Linked DNA regions of Homo sapiens: region 1 is linked to region 2. The links are chromatin loops, found by intact Hi-C in ENCODE. Cell type or tissue: heart left ventricle. All regions are shown on one strand. Each heading gives the region's core, and the rest is flanking DNA. Links, peaks and the distances in the headings are about the cores only.

Evidence for each region. Peaks named below come from ENCODE experiments on the same cell type or tissue, not always from the same donor. Only the 100,000 strongest peaks of a DNase experiment are listed, where the experiment ranks them.
Region 1: it touches region 2 in a loop (3.0-fold over the local background); 8 of 110 quality-filtered maps call a loop at or near these places.

The regions. Positions count from the first base shown.
Region 1 is chr15:39,669,832-39,678,182 of GRCh38, forward strand. All of the region lies in intron 10 of FSIP1 (fibrous sheath interacting protein 1), which reads right to left. Among named protein-coding and RNA genes, the nearest start is that of THBS1-IT1, 88 kb to the left of the region's middle. In heart left ventricle, for the core only: no CTCF peak of the experiment used is centred there; no DNase peak of the experiment used is centred there.
Region 2 is chr15:39,160,114-39,168,464 of GRCh38, forward strand. The region is part of intron 1 of LOC105370777 (a long non-coding RNA gene); the gene reads right to left. LOC124900600 (a long non-coding RNA gene) reads left to right here and starts at 7,489. Exons shown (of 3, transcript XR_932142.3): 1 at 7,489-7,719. In heart left ventricle, for the core only: no CTCF peak of the experiment used is centred there; no DNase peak of the experiment used is centred there; H3K27ac peaks cover 3,000 bases.

The DNA of each region.
Region 1 (8,351 bases), core at 309-8,308, 510 kb after region 2:
CATTTTTGCCAGCAAAGCCAGCAGCATGCATATAAAACCAACAAGGGATATTAGGCCCACTGCCAAAGCTTTATACAACTAGTGTCACTTAATTTAGTTCTCATATCAGAGTGGAATCATGCTCGTTCTGGAAAAGTATTTCTTCCAACCCTCCCGGAAACTGGAAATTAATATATTTCTCTGCTTGCTTATAGCCAACACTACAATTTTACTTTTATCTAAATCTGGAGGTAATGTTTAAAGACTGTAATTTTAAGCTATCCAAGTGAGGATAAGTTTTAAAACATTACATGGATAGTGGTGATAACAAGTGAAATGGTCATTCTAAACCCCTAAATAATATGACCACTGAATCAGATATGCATAGAGCCCAAAAGGTCCTTTCATTCAACGTCCAGAATGTATTCATTCAAATATTATTTAGTGAGCACCAACTATGTGCCAGTCAATGTCTGGGTAGGCAGAGCTATTCCGATAGTGGTTATCTTGCTTGGTGAACAGAAACAGGAATGCAGGAAACAAATTCTGCCAAAAGATCCCTACACTTAAGAAATGGCAAAAAATATACTCCTACATATTAAAAATAAATGAAAAGAACCATATATTAGATGCAAACAAAAGATTCATGATTATTTTCTCTCTTTTGTCTTTTTCTTTTTCTTTTTTTAGAGACAGAGTCTCGCTCTGTAGCCCAGGCTGGAGTGCAGTGGTGCGATCATAGCTCACTGCAGCCTCAATATTATTTTCTTAATGGTGTCCAAAAGAATACTGAAGAAAGGTCAGCCTGGAATGTTGAACCCTACTTATTTCATAGGCAGAAACAGCTGCCAGGTTTTGGTCAACTGCTGTCTTACTAAGACTGCCAAATGGAAAGCCCAATAGGGCTGCCATGTTATACTGCATGTCATTCAAATGTTACCAATCACTTAACATTCATTGTAAATACTGAGTGTTTAGGAATGCCACAGAAATTCTGGAGAGTCACAAACTTCTAAAGGTGTCGTAAGCACTTACGCAACATTTTTATAAGCAAAATCTGAGAAGTATGATACTATTTTTCATTTTAGAATTCAGTCATATTCTTCACTAAATTCAAAACCAAACCACATATATACCACTCAGGCCAGAGGGAGGCTGAAAAAATAACACTTGACAAACTGACAGAAAAATGCTACCTCCTGCAGAGAAATAGAGGTGTTAAAACAAATCAGGTTGATTCTTGTTTTTATTAATGTGTAATCATTTACAGGACATACTTCATTTGCAAAGAAAATACTTGTTCATCAAGTTGAAAGATGAATGATAATCGCTTTTTGAGCATTTTATATTAACTGGATTAAGGTAGGGAACTAGCAGAAGGGCAAAAGGCAAAATTTAACAATTCTTCCTAAAATTTATTTGTCAATTTTTTGGTGTTCCAGAGAAGAAAATAATTTTTTTTCACGTTTTCCATCACTCCCAAACAATTTTAAACAGAAAATTTTATTATTTTATCCTTTAGTTCATTATGATGAATTAAATACTTGATAAAAGGAGAAAAGTAAACTATCTTTTTATGTTGATTTTTTTTAAAAAGAAAACCAACTGTGTGGAATGAGGGAATCAGAGACTAATTATATGAAGACTATGTTAATGTTTAATTTGGTTATATTTTAAAAAACCTGAAGGCTCCTGCAGACTGTTTTCATTCTATGCTACTACCCCACTCCTGGGCGCAACCACCAAATTTTAGTGCCACCCTCATAAATGCCAAGGGAGTAAGTTTATTTTTCCCAAGGTTCAACAGAGATCTCTTGTGCTTAGTCTGAGGGCAGTGGAGTCCTGCATTAATGCATATTTTTATTAAGCTCTCACTTTAGTTTAGCATGCAACAGATATTTTCCAAAGGTTTTTATAAACCTTCCTAGTTTTCTGACTTAAAAACCCAAAATACAGTCATGAAGCCCACGTATCTAAATATTCCTGCTCCAAAGTGAATAATGCAAAAATCTCTCAAAGTTACCATTCTCATCATTAAATCATTTTAGATTTAATTTTCAGTGCAAAATAACCAAATAGCCCCCAAAGTTTCCAGAACCTGTTGCCTCAGCAGGGAGCTAGCCTTCCCAAAGAGCACAGAGAATCCAACTAGAGTCACCTACCCACCAGGTCTCACCAGATACAGGTTCCACAAACTTTCCTGCATCCAGAAAATATAGGAAGAGATAAAGACCTGGGGGAATAGCATTTGCATAAGCAGCGGTTATGACTGTGGGTTTTGGAGTCAAGGAGACTAGCGACTACCTCCTGATTTTGCCAATTACTAATTGTATGACACTGGGCTAGTTGCTGAATCTGTCCAAGCTCAGCTTCCCTGTGTCAAGATGAAGGCGTCAAGATGAAGATCTGCTTTAGGGAATTCGGTGAGAATCCAGCAAGATGCTGAGGGTAGGGCATTCAGCACAGCGGCTGCCTTAGCAGTGCTCCATGAAGAGGCGATTGCTGTGATTACTGTCGTCCTCAACATTGTGATCAGCCCAAACACCTACATCTGTCAGCTATGCTTAGAAAGGGCTTGGCTGTGAGCAACACTATTGACTGTCTCTCCCTTCTCTCCAGGAATAGTACAGACAAGATAGAAGAGTCAGTGGTTGAGAACTAAGAGGTAAGAATATTTTGGCACTGCGGTTCTTTATAACACTTAGGAATTAAAGCAATTGGCACCTTGAGTACACTCAAGGGAAAATCAGATCAGTGGCTTGAAAGTGCATCCAGTATACTTGGAAATGCAAAAATTAATTATATTTGATGGCGATATAATAATAATAGTAATAAAGATACACTTTAACACAACAACCTCAGAGGTAATATCACACAGATTTTTCAGATAACTCACGGTAGTTATTAAAATTTCTGAAGACCACATAGCTGGTAAGGAGAAGAGCCAAAATTAGAATCTAAGTCTGTTTCATTCCAAATGTTCATAATCACTGTAATCTGTTCCAAGTGTCCTCCCAACAAGCTAGAAGCCTCATACAAAACCACTACATGATGGAATCAGATGGATGAGATGGGGTAGGATGGAAACTCATGGCATGCTCAATACAGAACTATGTGGCCTAAAAAACCAGAAGAAATGGTCAGGCCTTCTACAGAACATTCCGCACAAAGTGTCAATCTAAAATGAGGGCCATTAATCATCTGGTAATTTTAAGATCAAACAACTGAGACCACAGGATAATCACGGAACTTGTCAGTCCTAGAACGTATGGACTCTAACGCATATGTCAGTCATGACATCAAGTCTCACAACCAAAAACTGCCCAAAAGGTTTCTGAAAAAGAGAAACTTTAAGAATAACAATGAAGAACAAATACGGACATTTTTTAAAATTCTCTTTTTACTAACCTAGGAGTAAACGCAACACAGTCTCATAAAAGCAAATATCAAATTTCCTTTTTTAACTACAAAGTTAGATTAATCATAATCCTTAGTTCGTAACACATATGCTTTTTGTTTAAGAGCCAGGGTCTCACTTGGTCATCCAGGCTAGAATACAGTGACCCAATCATAGCTCACTGCAGCCTCAAACTCCTGGGCTCAAAGAATCCTCCTGCCTCAGCCTCCCAAGTAGCTGGGACCACAGGCACACGCCACCACACCTGGTTATTTTTTTTTATTTCTGGTAGAGACGAGGTCTCGCTTTGTTTGCCTAGCCTTGTCTCAGACTCCCGTCCTCAAGCAATCCTCCTGCCACAGCCTCCCAAAGCACTGGGATTACGAAGATGAGCCATTGAGCCTGGCTCGTAACACATACATTTATCTCTCCTTAATGGTCCATGCATGGCCTGCCTTTATATTTAATCATTTATATTTTATGCATGTATTTGTATGTTTTAGATAATACGATACACCCTCATGAACCCACCACCTGACACAAGAACTAGAACATTAAAAATTTACACCTATCAAGTGTTTCTCTTCAACCCACCTGCATTAACTGCTATCATGAATAATAATAATTGGCTTATTTTTCTATATATATATCATATATTTTGTATATATCTTAAAAGCATTTTTTTAGTTTTAGTTTTAATTTTAACACATTAAAAGTTTAAAGGAGAAAAAGGATGTCATATAAATAGATTCATAAAAGCATTTAATAAAATTTTATATAAATCCCTGATATAAACTTTAGTAAATTAAGTATAGAGAAGGGAACATCCTTAACCCGACCCGATTTAATTTTTTTTTTTTTTTCTGAGACAGAGTCTCGCTCTGTCGCCCAGGCTGGAGTGCAGTGGCGCGATCTCGGCTCACTGCAAGCTCCGCCTCCCGGGTTCATGCCATTCTCCTGCCTCAGCCTACCAAGTAGCTGGGACTACAGGCACCCACCACCACACCCAGCTAATTTTTTGTAGTTTTAGTAGAGACAGGGTTTCACCGTGTTAGCCAGGATGGTCTTGATCTCCTGACCTTGTGATCCGCCCGCCTCGGCCTCCCAAAGTGCTAGGATTACAGGCGTGAGCCACTGCATCCGGCCAAAATTAAGTACAATTCTAGTCAAAATCGTACATGGGTCGTTCATGGAACTTGAGAAGGTGATTTTAAAATTCACATGGTAAAACAGCCAAGATACTTTTGAAAACGAAAAGCAAGGAGGGGACCTGCACCCTATCAGATATCAGCATTTCTTACAAGGCTAAGACAATCTAACTCTGGACAGGGAGAGACATATTGACCTATGGAGTAGAAGAGGGCCCAGAAAAAAAAAAATCCCACACATATGCATAACTTTAATATATGACAGAGATGGTGAGTTTATGTGAATAAAAATGAAAACTGAACCTCCATTTTACATTACACAAAAATTAACTCCAGATGGATTAAGGACTTAAAATATCAGAAGCATATCTTTAAAATGTTTAGTGGAAAATATGTTTTAAGGACTTCTTTCTGAATCTGATAAAAAAGTATTTTTTAAAGACACAAAAGTACCCATTATAAAACAAGATACAGTATTAGTAAATTTGACTCTTTTAAAAACAAGGACATACGACCATCAAAAGTCACCTTATAAAAAGTGGAAAAAAGCTACAAACTGGGAGAGGATAGCTCCCATCTGTATAACCACCAAAAGATTAGAATCAAGAATATATAAAGAACTTCTATAATAACAAGAAAAACTCAGACAATTCAAAAAAAACTGGGCAAAAGACATGAATAGGCTTTTTTTTTAAAGGGGGGGTGGAATATATTAGACATAAGTATTTGAATAAATATTTGACCTCATTAGTGATCAGGGAAATGCACATCAATTATAAACTCACATAATTGGCAAAAATTTTTAAGTCGGATAGTAGCCAGTGTTTCAAGAGAATATGGATGAACCAGATTTCTTAAATATTGCTGGTAGGAATGTAAACTGGTACAACTACTTTGGAAGGCATTATTGCATTATCTTATAACATTCAGATACTCTATATCTGTATATATACATTCCTCTGTGCCATTCCTCTGTGAAATGCCATTCCTCTGTGAAAACTAGAGGAAATTTTGTACATGTAGAGCAGATAACATGTACAAGAATGTTTATCACAGTAGCATTCATAACGAAAATCTGAAAATAACCCAAATGTCTATTTGAGAAAATGCAGAAATAAATTTAGGTACATTCTCACTATGGAATGTTATACAGTCCTAAAAAAGGGTGCACCACTGCATACAAAAATATAGATAGATCTTGGCAGCATAATACAGACTGAAAAATTAACTCCTGAAAGATGACCAATACCAAGATACTCTTTTATCAAATATAAACTTAAATATAAAATGTAAGGATATATTAAACCAGGGATCAACGTAACAATCAAACTGAAATCCCTACCTCAATAAAAACTGATCTTAAAAGTACAAACCTCCAGAATTTCCATGGTGTCATATGCAGTCTCCTTCACTTATTTCATGTGATAAAGTTCTGCATTTCATCAAGATGAAGTGAGATGCAAATAGATAAAACCACAACTGTACAGCAGTAGATATTACACCCTCTCTCATTATTTATTAGGAATAGTTTGCCTGCTCACTTAAGAATGAATATCCTAGCGCTTTGGAAGGCTGAGGCAGGTGGATTGCCTGAGCTCAGGAGTTCGAGACCAGCCTGGGCTACACGGTGAAACCCTGTCTCTACTAAAAATACAAAAAAAAAAAAAAATAGCCGTGCGTGGCAGTGTGTGCCTGTAGTTCCAGCTACTTGAAAGGCTGAGGCAGAAGAATGGCGTGAACCCGGAAGGCGGAGGTTGCAGTGAGCCAAAATCGCGCCACTGCACTTCAGCCTGGGTGACAGAGTGAGACTCCATCTCAAAAAAAAAAAAAAAAATGAATATCATACCTCATACACTCAGTCATAAAGAGTCTTGAGAAACTAGTGGACCAGAAAAATACTAGGTGTATTATCCTGAAAAAGCACACTCTGGAAAACAGCTCAGTCACATCATTCATCTTGCCACAATACAGTGTCCATCTGTGACCATTTTTGAGTGAATAAGGTCATACATTTGCTTAAAGATAATTTTTGGGCCCAGTAAGGAAATCTCTTTAGCTCCTAAATTAGAAGCCAGAGGAGCCTGGCAGCCTTCACATGTGAGAAACCTATTGAGCAGTGAATAGAATAATTATTCCTGAAGACTGTGTGCTCTGGATATATTCCTGAAGACTGTGTGTTCACGGAGCAGCTCAGTGCTCCGTGAAAGGCACATTTGCCTTCCCAACTCTCAGAATATACTAAAAATGAGTTTTTTCCCCTCCTAAATGTCATTAGCATATTCTGATAATAAACAACTGTCTTTAATAGCCAGATATTTAGTATAGTAGTTATACATATATAGAGATGTAGCCACTCAGCCTATTGTCCTGAAAACTGGAAAATCTGCTCTTCCTGTCCTAAATATTAAGGAAGTACATAGCAGATGCTGGAGAATCTGTAAAATTAAATGTAACAGGATTACCATGAGTTTTCACTTACTATAGGTATTTAGATTCCATTCTTACATGACTTATCCACACTGATAAAGAATACGCATAAAATTAGTGTCTTTTCTGCCTTTGATAAAGAACAAAATAGTGGTAAGATAGTTTTAAACAATATGAGTTGAGTTCTTAATTAACTGTTGCAAGTGTCAGAGTAGTGTTCTATTTGTGAGTGGCAGAAAGTATCAAGACACTAGGAGAGGGCAGTTAAGGAAGCCCCCATAAAACTATGGAAATGAGAATATGGTACAAAGGTAGACAAATTCCTTGTTACAGAAATAAGGATATCGAAATGAATTAGGTTTTTTGGATCAATAATGTCAAAAACCATTACGTATGTGATTCATTAAATGCAATAACCAAAATAAAAATATTTTTCTTTTCAGAAAAGTATTCCATGATGAAATCAGTAGATTTCAAAAGAACAAACATACACATTCCAAAACCACTTGCATGTATTGACAATGTTGGTGACATATGAATTCATATGAGCTTTCTGGAGAGAACAGGCTTGAGCTTCCCCATATATGTTTCTGTCCTCCCAACTGGGCTGTGAGTTAAGAACAGGGACTGTCTTATTCCTTGTTGTATCCCAAGGGTGTGATTCAATTCTGGTGCTTAGAAAATATTTTTTGACTGAATGAATGAACTTGGTATTATATACCAAGCACTTTTAAAATTATTTTCACACCCCTTTAAACCAGTATTTCTACCCCTAGGAATTTATCTGAAGGAAATAACCAGAGACACAAAGACACATATACAGGATGTTTGTTAGAGTATTATATCTAATAGCACAAAATCTAAATGTTCAATCACAGAGAAATGATAAAATGTCATAAATCACACAAGGAACGTAGTACTAGGCAGTTATTTAAAAGTGTGTTTACGACCGGGCGTGGTGGCCCAGCACTTTGGGAGGCCGAGGCAGGCAGATCACGAGGTCAAGAGATGGAGACCATCCTGGCCAACATGGTGAAACCCCGTCGCTACTAAAAATACAAAAATTGGCTGGGTGTGGTGGTGTATGCCTGTAGTCCCAGTTACTCGGGAGGCTGAGGCAGGAGAATCACTTGAACCAGGGAGTTGGAGGTTGCCGTGAGCCAAGATCGCACCACTGCACTACAGCCTAGTGACAGAGCGAGAATTCGTCTCAAAAAAAAAAAAAAGTCTGTTTACGAAGTATAATTATTGACAAGGAAAATTTTCATAATGTAACATAATATGTCCAGTATATTTAATACATATATACACCTAGATTCTAATGTATTATATACATATGCATGAGTATATTTATATCTGTAGGAAAAAAAGTGTGAAAATACACCAAATTGTTAACATAT
Region 2 (8,351 bases), core at 287-8,286:
AGAATCTGTGAGCAAGAATAGAGTTGATTTTAATTCTAAAAGGGCTGAAGCCACACTCTCCTTCACTGAAGAAGTGCTGCCTCCTCTTTTCTCCTCCATTTTCCATTTGCTGCTGTGATTACCAGATGTGATAGTCAGACTCTTTAGAAATGTTTAAGACTTTGTTAAGGAATATGTGGAGATGGAAATTTTCATGCAATGCTCATAAAGTATAAATTGACACAATTTTTCTGGGAAGCAACTTGGCAAAATAAAACAGCCTTAAAAGTGATCAAATTATTTGTTCCAGTATTCCTCTACTAGAAATTTATCCTAAAGAAATAGTTATAATAGAAAATACACAAAACACCTTAACTGCCTAATTGTATTGGAATGATTAAATTAATGTACATTAACAAGATGAAATAGTATTAAGTAATATCTTTGAGGATATATTCACAGCATTAAGTGAAAAAGCATGAATACAATTTTATGTACAGCATGTCCTCAATATATTTACATGCACACAAATACACACAAATGGATATATTAGACAAAACATTGGGAAGAAATATGCCAGAGTAGTTAAAGTGGTTATTTCAGGGTGGAAGAGAAGAATAATTTTTACTTATACTTTTCTGTGTTTTCCAGTTGCTTATATTGAGCATGTTACTCAATTTTACCAGATATGCATTTATAATTGCAATAGTGATAAATATTCTGTAAACTTGAAACAGCATAGAAATGTATGAAATAAAAGACATCTCCCCACTCATTCTCCTGATCTCTGCTTACTAGCAAGAAAAATACAGTTTATATTTCCAAACTATTTATGTGTATATATATATACATATATACATGATATACACATATATATACATTTATACAATAATTTTATAAAAACATAATACTGAGCATATTGCTCTACAATTTATTTTATATTAACCAAAATTCCTTGGACATCTTTTTATGTTGTTATATAGGAATACATCAGTTTTTATAGACTTTAATTTTTAGAGCAGTTTTAGATTCACAGAGAAATTGAGCAAAAAGTACAGAGTTCCCATATTTCCCTGCCCCCACATACACATGGCCTCCCCCACTATCAACATTTCACATCAGCATGGTGCATTTTTTACAACTGATGTACCTACACTGGCACATCATTATCACCCAAAGTCCATAATTTACATTCTTGGTATTATACATTTCATGAGTTCACTCTTGGGTGTTGTACATTCTGTGGGTTTCGACAAGCATAATGGCATGTGTGCTGTGTTCTGTATCATATTATAGTATTATATGGAATAGTTTCAGTGTCCTAAAATTTCTCTGTGCTTTGCCTATTCATCCCTCCCACCTAACCACTGGCAACCATTAATATTTTTACTGTCTCTATAGTTTTCCTTATTTAGAATGTCATATAGTTGAAATTATATAGTATATAGACTTTTCAGATTGGCTTATTTTATTTACTAATATGCATTTAAGATTCTTCCATGTCTTTTCATAGCTTGATGGAATGTTCCATGTTCATTTGAGAAAAATGTATATTCTTCTGCTGTTGGGTGGACTATTCTGTATATGTTGTTAGGTTTAGTTAGTCTGTAGACTTTTTCAAGTCCTTTATTTCCTTATTAATCCTCACTGGGGTTGTTGTAGCCACTATTGAAAGTGGAGTACTGAAATCTCTTAGTATTATTGTGCTTCAGTCCATTTCTCCCTTCAATTGTGTCAAAGTTTCATTCATATATTTTAGAGCTTTGAGATTTGGTGCATAAATATTTATAACTATTGTATTTTCTTGGTAAATTGACCTTTTTAATCATTATATAATGACCTTATTTGTCTCTTGCACCAGGTTTTGATTTAAAGTCTGTTTTGTCTGGGTTAGTGTAGCCACTCCTGCTCTCTTTTGGTTATCATTTACATAGAACATCTTTTTCCATTCTTATACTTTCAACCCATGTGTGTCCTCAGATCTAAAGTGGGTCTCTTTTTGACAGTACATAGTTGGATCCTTTTTAAAAAACAAATTCATTCAACCAACCTATGTCTTTTGATTGGGAAATTTCATCCATTTACATTTAAAGTACCCATAAGGATTATTTATTGCCATTTTGTTTATTGTTTTATCTTGTAGCTTTCTTGTCCATCTTTTTCTCTTCCTTCCTTCCTTCATGTTTTGTTGATTTTTTTAGTGATATCCTTTGATTCCCTTTCTATTTCTATTTATGTATACTCTATGGATATTTTCTTTGTGACTACCATTGAAAATATATAAAATATCTTAAAGTTACAGCATTCTATTTAAAACTAATAACTTCAATCACATATTAAAACTCTACTTCTTTACAGTTCTAATCTCCCATTTTATGTCACTGATGTCACAAATTACATCTCTAAATATAATAGACCCATCAACATGGATTTATAGGGTTTTTTGTATTTTGTTAAGTTCTGTGTACCAAAAATTACAATAGTACAGGTTTCTATATTTTTCCATGTATTTACCTTTGCCAGAGAACCTTGTATTTTTGTATGGCTTCATGTAGATATCTACTATTCTTTCATTTGAACTTGAAGGATTCTATTTAGCATTTTCTGTAGAGCAGGTCTAGTAGTAAAGAACTCTCACATTTTACCTGAGAAAGTATTAGTTTTTTACATTTTAAAAGATAGTTTTGCTAGATATAATACCCTTGGTTGACAGGTTTTTTTTTCTTTCTATACTTTGAATATATCACCCCATTCTCTTCCATTCTACAAAGTTTCTGCTGAGGAATCCACTGATAAGCAAATGGAAATCCCTTTACATGAGATGAATCACTTTTCTCTTTCTGCTTTTCAAAAACAAGATTTTCTCTTTGTCTTTGACTTTGCATAGTTTGCTTATAATGTTTCTCAGTGTGGTTCTCTTTGGATTTATCCTAGCTGTAGTTTTTAAGCTTCATGAGTCTGTATGTCCATTTCTTTCCTCAGATATGGAAAGTTTTCAAACATTATTTGTTTAAATAGGCTCTCTTCCTCTTTCTCTCTACTCCTTCAGAGTTTCCCATAATGTGTATGTTGATACCCTTAATAGTGTCTCAACAGTCGCTTAAGCGATCTTCACTTTTCTCCATTCTTTTTTCTGTTTGCTCCTCTGACTCAATGATTTCAAATGACCTCTTTTCATGTTTGCTGATTTTTTCATCTGCCTTATCAAGTCTGCTGTTGAGCCATTCCAGTAAAATTTCTAGTTTAGTTATTGTATTTTCCGGTTACAGAATTTCTATTTGGTTCTTTATAATTTCTGTCTCTGTTGATGCTCTTATTTTGTTCAGGCATTGTTTTCCCGACTTTGCTTAGTTTTCTGACTGTGTTCTCTTTTAGCCCACTGAGTATTTTTTATGATAGTTATTTTAAATTCTTTATCAGGCAGGTGATAGATTTATACGTTTTTTGAGGTTGGTTTCTTGAATTTTATTTTGTTCCATTGAGTGGGCCATGTGTTTTTTGCTTCTTTATATGCCTTGTGTTTTATTTCAGGCTGCTATAACAAAATATCATAAACTGGGTTACTTATCAAGAACATAAACATATTTCTCACAGTTCTGGAGGCTGGAAGTTCAATATCATGGTGACAGCATGATCAGACTCTGGCAAGGTCCTTCTTCTAAGTTGCAGACAGCCATATAACCTCAGATGACCAGCAGAAGGCGAATTAGTTCTCTGGCTTCTTCTTATAAGGGTATCCTACTCATGATGGCTTCACCTTTATGACCTAGTTACCCCTCAATGACCCCATCTCTAAATACCATCACATTGAGGATTCAATTTTAACATACAACTTTTGGAGGAAACACAAACATCTGTCCATTATACCTTATTATTTCTTTTGCTGGGATTTAGGCATTTGGAAAAACAACCACCACTGATATTTTTTGTATGCTGGCTTTGTAAAGGGGAAGACCTTCACCCATTTGGCCCTGCTGGAGGTTCCAGGACTTCTCAAACCTTTTCTGACCTTTTGCTCCTTCTGATAACTGTGGAACTGCAGCTTTAATATGGGCTCATCTCTTTTCATCTGCTTTCAAACCCTGGCACTGATCCCATCATCAATGCTCTGGATTAGGCAAGACAGAAACTAGTCCCTCAAGCAGCCCCCAGATGAGCCAGAAAGTTGGATGTATGATCCACCTTTTACATGTGTCCTGAGGGAGGGATCCTGATATGGAAAGTTTTCTCCTAGTAGCTCTCTACTATGCTGCATAGGGGAAGGGGCACAAATGCTGAAGATTTTTCTGTTTTTTTCACTGGAATCCTGTCTTGCTTTTACAATGGCTGGGTGTTGTAGCATCTTAACCGGTCTCTGTAGTTCTCACAGCGGTATTCTGGTTCATATATTTTTGTTAACTCAGTTTCTCTGTGGGGAAGAGAGAGCCTGTAGCTTCATAGCCCACCATCTTACTGATGTCACTCCTTACGTCTTTTTAGTGCTGAATAGTATTTCATTGCCTGGATATACAACAGTTTATTTATCCATTCACCTACTGAAGAATATCTTGGTTGCTTTCAAGTTTTAGCAATAATGAATAAAACTGCTATGAACTCCTGCGAACAAATTTTCTTATGAACATAAACTTTCAACTCGTTTAGGTAAATATCAATAATTGCAATTCCTGGATCATATGGTAACATTGTTTAGTTTTGTAGTAAACTGTCCAACTGTCTTCCACAGTGTCTGTGGCATTTTGCATGTCTACTAGCAGTGAATGAGGTTTCCAGTCCTCCACATCTTCACCAGCAGTTGGTGTTGTAAGCGTTTTGAATTTTGGCCATTCTGTGTACGATAATCCTTCATTGTTTTTTCATGCTGCAATTACCTAATAGCACATGGTGTTGAGCATCTTTTTATATGCTATTTTCTATCTACATATCTTCTTTGGTGAAGTGTCTGTTTTTTCTTATTTCTTTCTCACCCCATTCCCACTTCTGAGAAATTCTGATGTCATGTGATAGTTTCCTTTTGATGATTACTCACATACAAATGAGGTAAATTCTTAGTGGGCTATTTAATTCAGATTTATATAGGCATGTGGCTGTGGCTCTATTGCATACAAAAAAAATTTTTTAATGACATGTGATGTGTGTATGAGTGAATATTTTTAGCCATTAGTTCTCTCAGTGAACTGAGAACTGCCCTGCAGAATTACTCATAATGCAGTACATTCTCCTTCTCTTACGGTCTCACAAACTGCTTCCTCCAAAATGGCTTTTCTTTATAAATCCCTGTTTTGTCACACTGTCATATTTTTTAGATTGCCTACCAAAAAAAATAATAATCCAGGGAGGCACAGTGAACCAACTCATACACTGCTTTCCCACTGTGTCAAGCAAGTTGTTCTCCTCAGGCTGTGCCACTGGAAGGAGAATTGGGCTCTGCTTTCTCTGAGATCTGCAGCTACACGCATGTTCCATATCTTTCCCACTTCCCTGTTGCCTATTATAACTTTGGGCAGCCTTTCCTTCTATTTTGTGGTTCTGAGTTTCAAAAGTCTGTTAGTTTAATCAAAACTGGAGTTTGTGTGTCTGGGTCTTGTACCTCTGTTGCATTTGGGTGATTTCTGGGAGATGAGAAAAATGTCTAATGTTATCTGGCCATTTTAAACCCAGATCCTAATTGCTTCTCAGCCTTTGGGCTAGGATCTGTTCTTGTCAGTTTAAAACTAGACTTCAGTGGCTTTTCAAAAATTCTGTAGCCACTTGGATTTCTTTTCTTGTTAATTACTTAATTATCCATTCACATCCTTTTTAACCTTTTGGGGTATTCCTTTAGTAGTCAGCAAAACAATTTGAAAATTAACAAAATATTTTCTCAAAGGAGGGTGGTAGTGACCATGATGTGAGTAGCATTCAGAGCTGATAGGAAGAGGCAGCCTTCAGTCCAATGGGACTGTCTCTGACTCTTCCTATTGGAGTCCATTGCCCAAGAGGTCTTAATTCCTAAGAACTCCCTGGGCTCATTGCTGGGCCTGGCTTATCATCTTGTTATTTTGGGTGCCACTACTAGAAGGATATTGAGAGAGTTGAGGAATAGGAAAGATAACCTTTCCTGAGTGATGTGAAAAATTCTTTCATATCTGTTTTCTTCTCTTTGCTGTCTTCCCATCATCAGCAGAACTGTCTAGGGCCATTTGCTTTGTCATAAGACTTTTGAGAAAATAACTGAATAAAATTTTTCTAATTTGGAATGAGTTGAAGTTTACATACACTTAGGGCCACAGTTTATCTCTTTCTTCTTTCATTTATTTAGCATATAGAAAGGCAAAGCAAATCAAGTCAAAATACAAATTGTTCCTAACTCATATGTGCACAGGTATCAATGAGCTGATGTGTATATGAAATGATAACACTTTTTTTACATATAACTTCCAAGTCATTTGAGCTAAAAATAAATCTACCATTGACCCCAAGCAGGAAGTTAGACATATGAAAAATTGCTCTGTACCTCTACATAGGTGCATTCTTCAAGCAAACATGGAATTGGATACAACTTTCCTCTTGATCAGTACAAATTAGGGAGAAGATATCATTTAAATATTGTGTATTATCTAAAACTCTCTGACTATATAACCTCAGATAGATTACATAAGACAGAACTAGTTACAGGGCTGTTATTTTTCCCTACTACCAAAACATCGTTAATCACAGAAGCATTTCTGCTCAAACAGAAAAGCAGTATATTACAATTTTATTATTTAAAGATCTTGAAAACGGTTTGTAGACAATATTATCAGTCACCTCCAGACAGTGGGAGGAGAATGGGGGAAGAAGAATCAGATAGAGTTAGAATTCTCAAAAGTTTATAACAAATAGACTTGAATGTTTGTTCTAAATACGAGTGCCTTGTTTACACATGATTAACACAATACGAGAAGGCATTCTATAACCTAAACTAATCCAAATCCTACCTGCTTGACTAATAGTGGCAGTCATTAATTGATTTCGCAGTAGCTAGATTTTTCTTTTATCATTTCACAATCGGGTTGGCAAAAACTGAAAAGATGTAGTAATGAAAAACAGAGAAAAATACTCCCAAATGACATAAAAATGCATTTGGAAGTTGCTTGGCTTATTCAAGATAAAAGCCTTGGAAAAATTAGCCCTGGTATCATGGAAAATATTTTTGAAATTTTGGTGACTCCTTGTTCTTCGTGAAGAAAATAAATCATGGTATCAGTGGAGCAGAAAACACAAGGGAATTTTCAATGAAATGTTTTCTTTCTTTTCCACTGATGCAATATTTGAAATGGGAGCACAGGGCATATTTCTAAGCAAAGTAGTTTTCAACAAGCATAGCTCTTTTCGGTAAATCACCTGTGGTCTTATGAACAAATAATTGTAGACATCAAATTAAAAGACATGAATTTAACATACGAATTGTGGTCTTTGTAACTGATTAAATCATGTATCAGTCTTCACATGTCCTTTATTCACATTCAAAGCACTCTAATCAGAGTGAAACATTGCTTAGGTTTTGTTAGGACATTACCACACTTTGTAAATCATCATACTTTATGAAGTAATGACCTCTTTATTACCTCAGTAGGAAGGTCTGCATTCATTTATCACATGGTAAAACTGGTCTTGATCCTTGAAGAAACTAAGCAAGGAGTGAGAGCTCTGTTGTTCTGCTGATGGGGCTCAGTCTGTTCTTCCTCTTTTCCAACAATCACACTTATTTCCAGGAAAGAGGTAAAAGCCTTTGTTGGAATCACATGGATTCCAGATCAGACCGAAGTCCACAACACTTCCTTTCCCCTACCAGGGGCTACCTCTTGGTTACATTACCTGACCTATATATGTATTTTTAAGCTCTCTTCTCTTTAACTTGGTAGCATGGGAAAATTGTTCTGGTTATCACAGCTAGAAAAAGCAACCCACTGCTATGTGATAGAATTTTGATTAAGCAGAGGCTTAAGGCTGGACATGGCAGTGATTTCTATTTAAGTATTTATAAATGTTTGCTATATCTCATGAATTCCCACCTCTGGCATAAGCACTTTCCGTTTGAGGTTCCCCTTAGTGTCCTGAGTTTGTAGGACAGTTAACCTCCATGGGATTGAGTTCCCGAATTAGATATTCTGCTTTCAGAAAGTGGCCCTCAGGAATAAAACTCATGCAGCAGGATTGAAACAAACTTTGGATACAGAAGCAACAAAACTAAAAGCACTTAAGAAAATATTAGTTATAAATCAAGCAAAATTCCTACTGGTCATGTTATAATATTTAATATATCAAAATAGAACATAACAAAATGTGTGGATGCTTCAAAATTACTTATCAGAACAGCATAAAGGGATATCTTATACCTTTCCATGACTTGT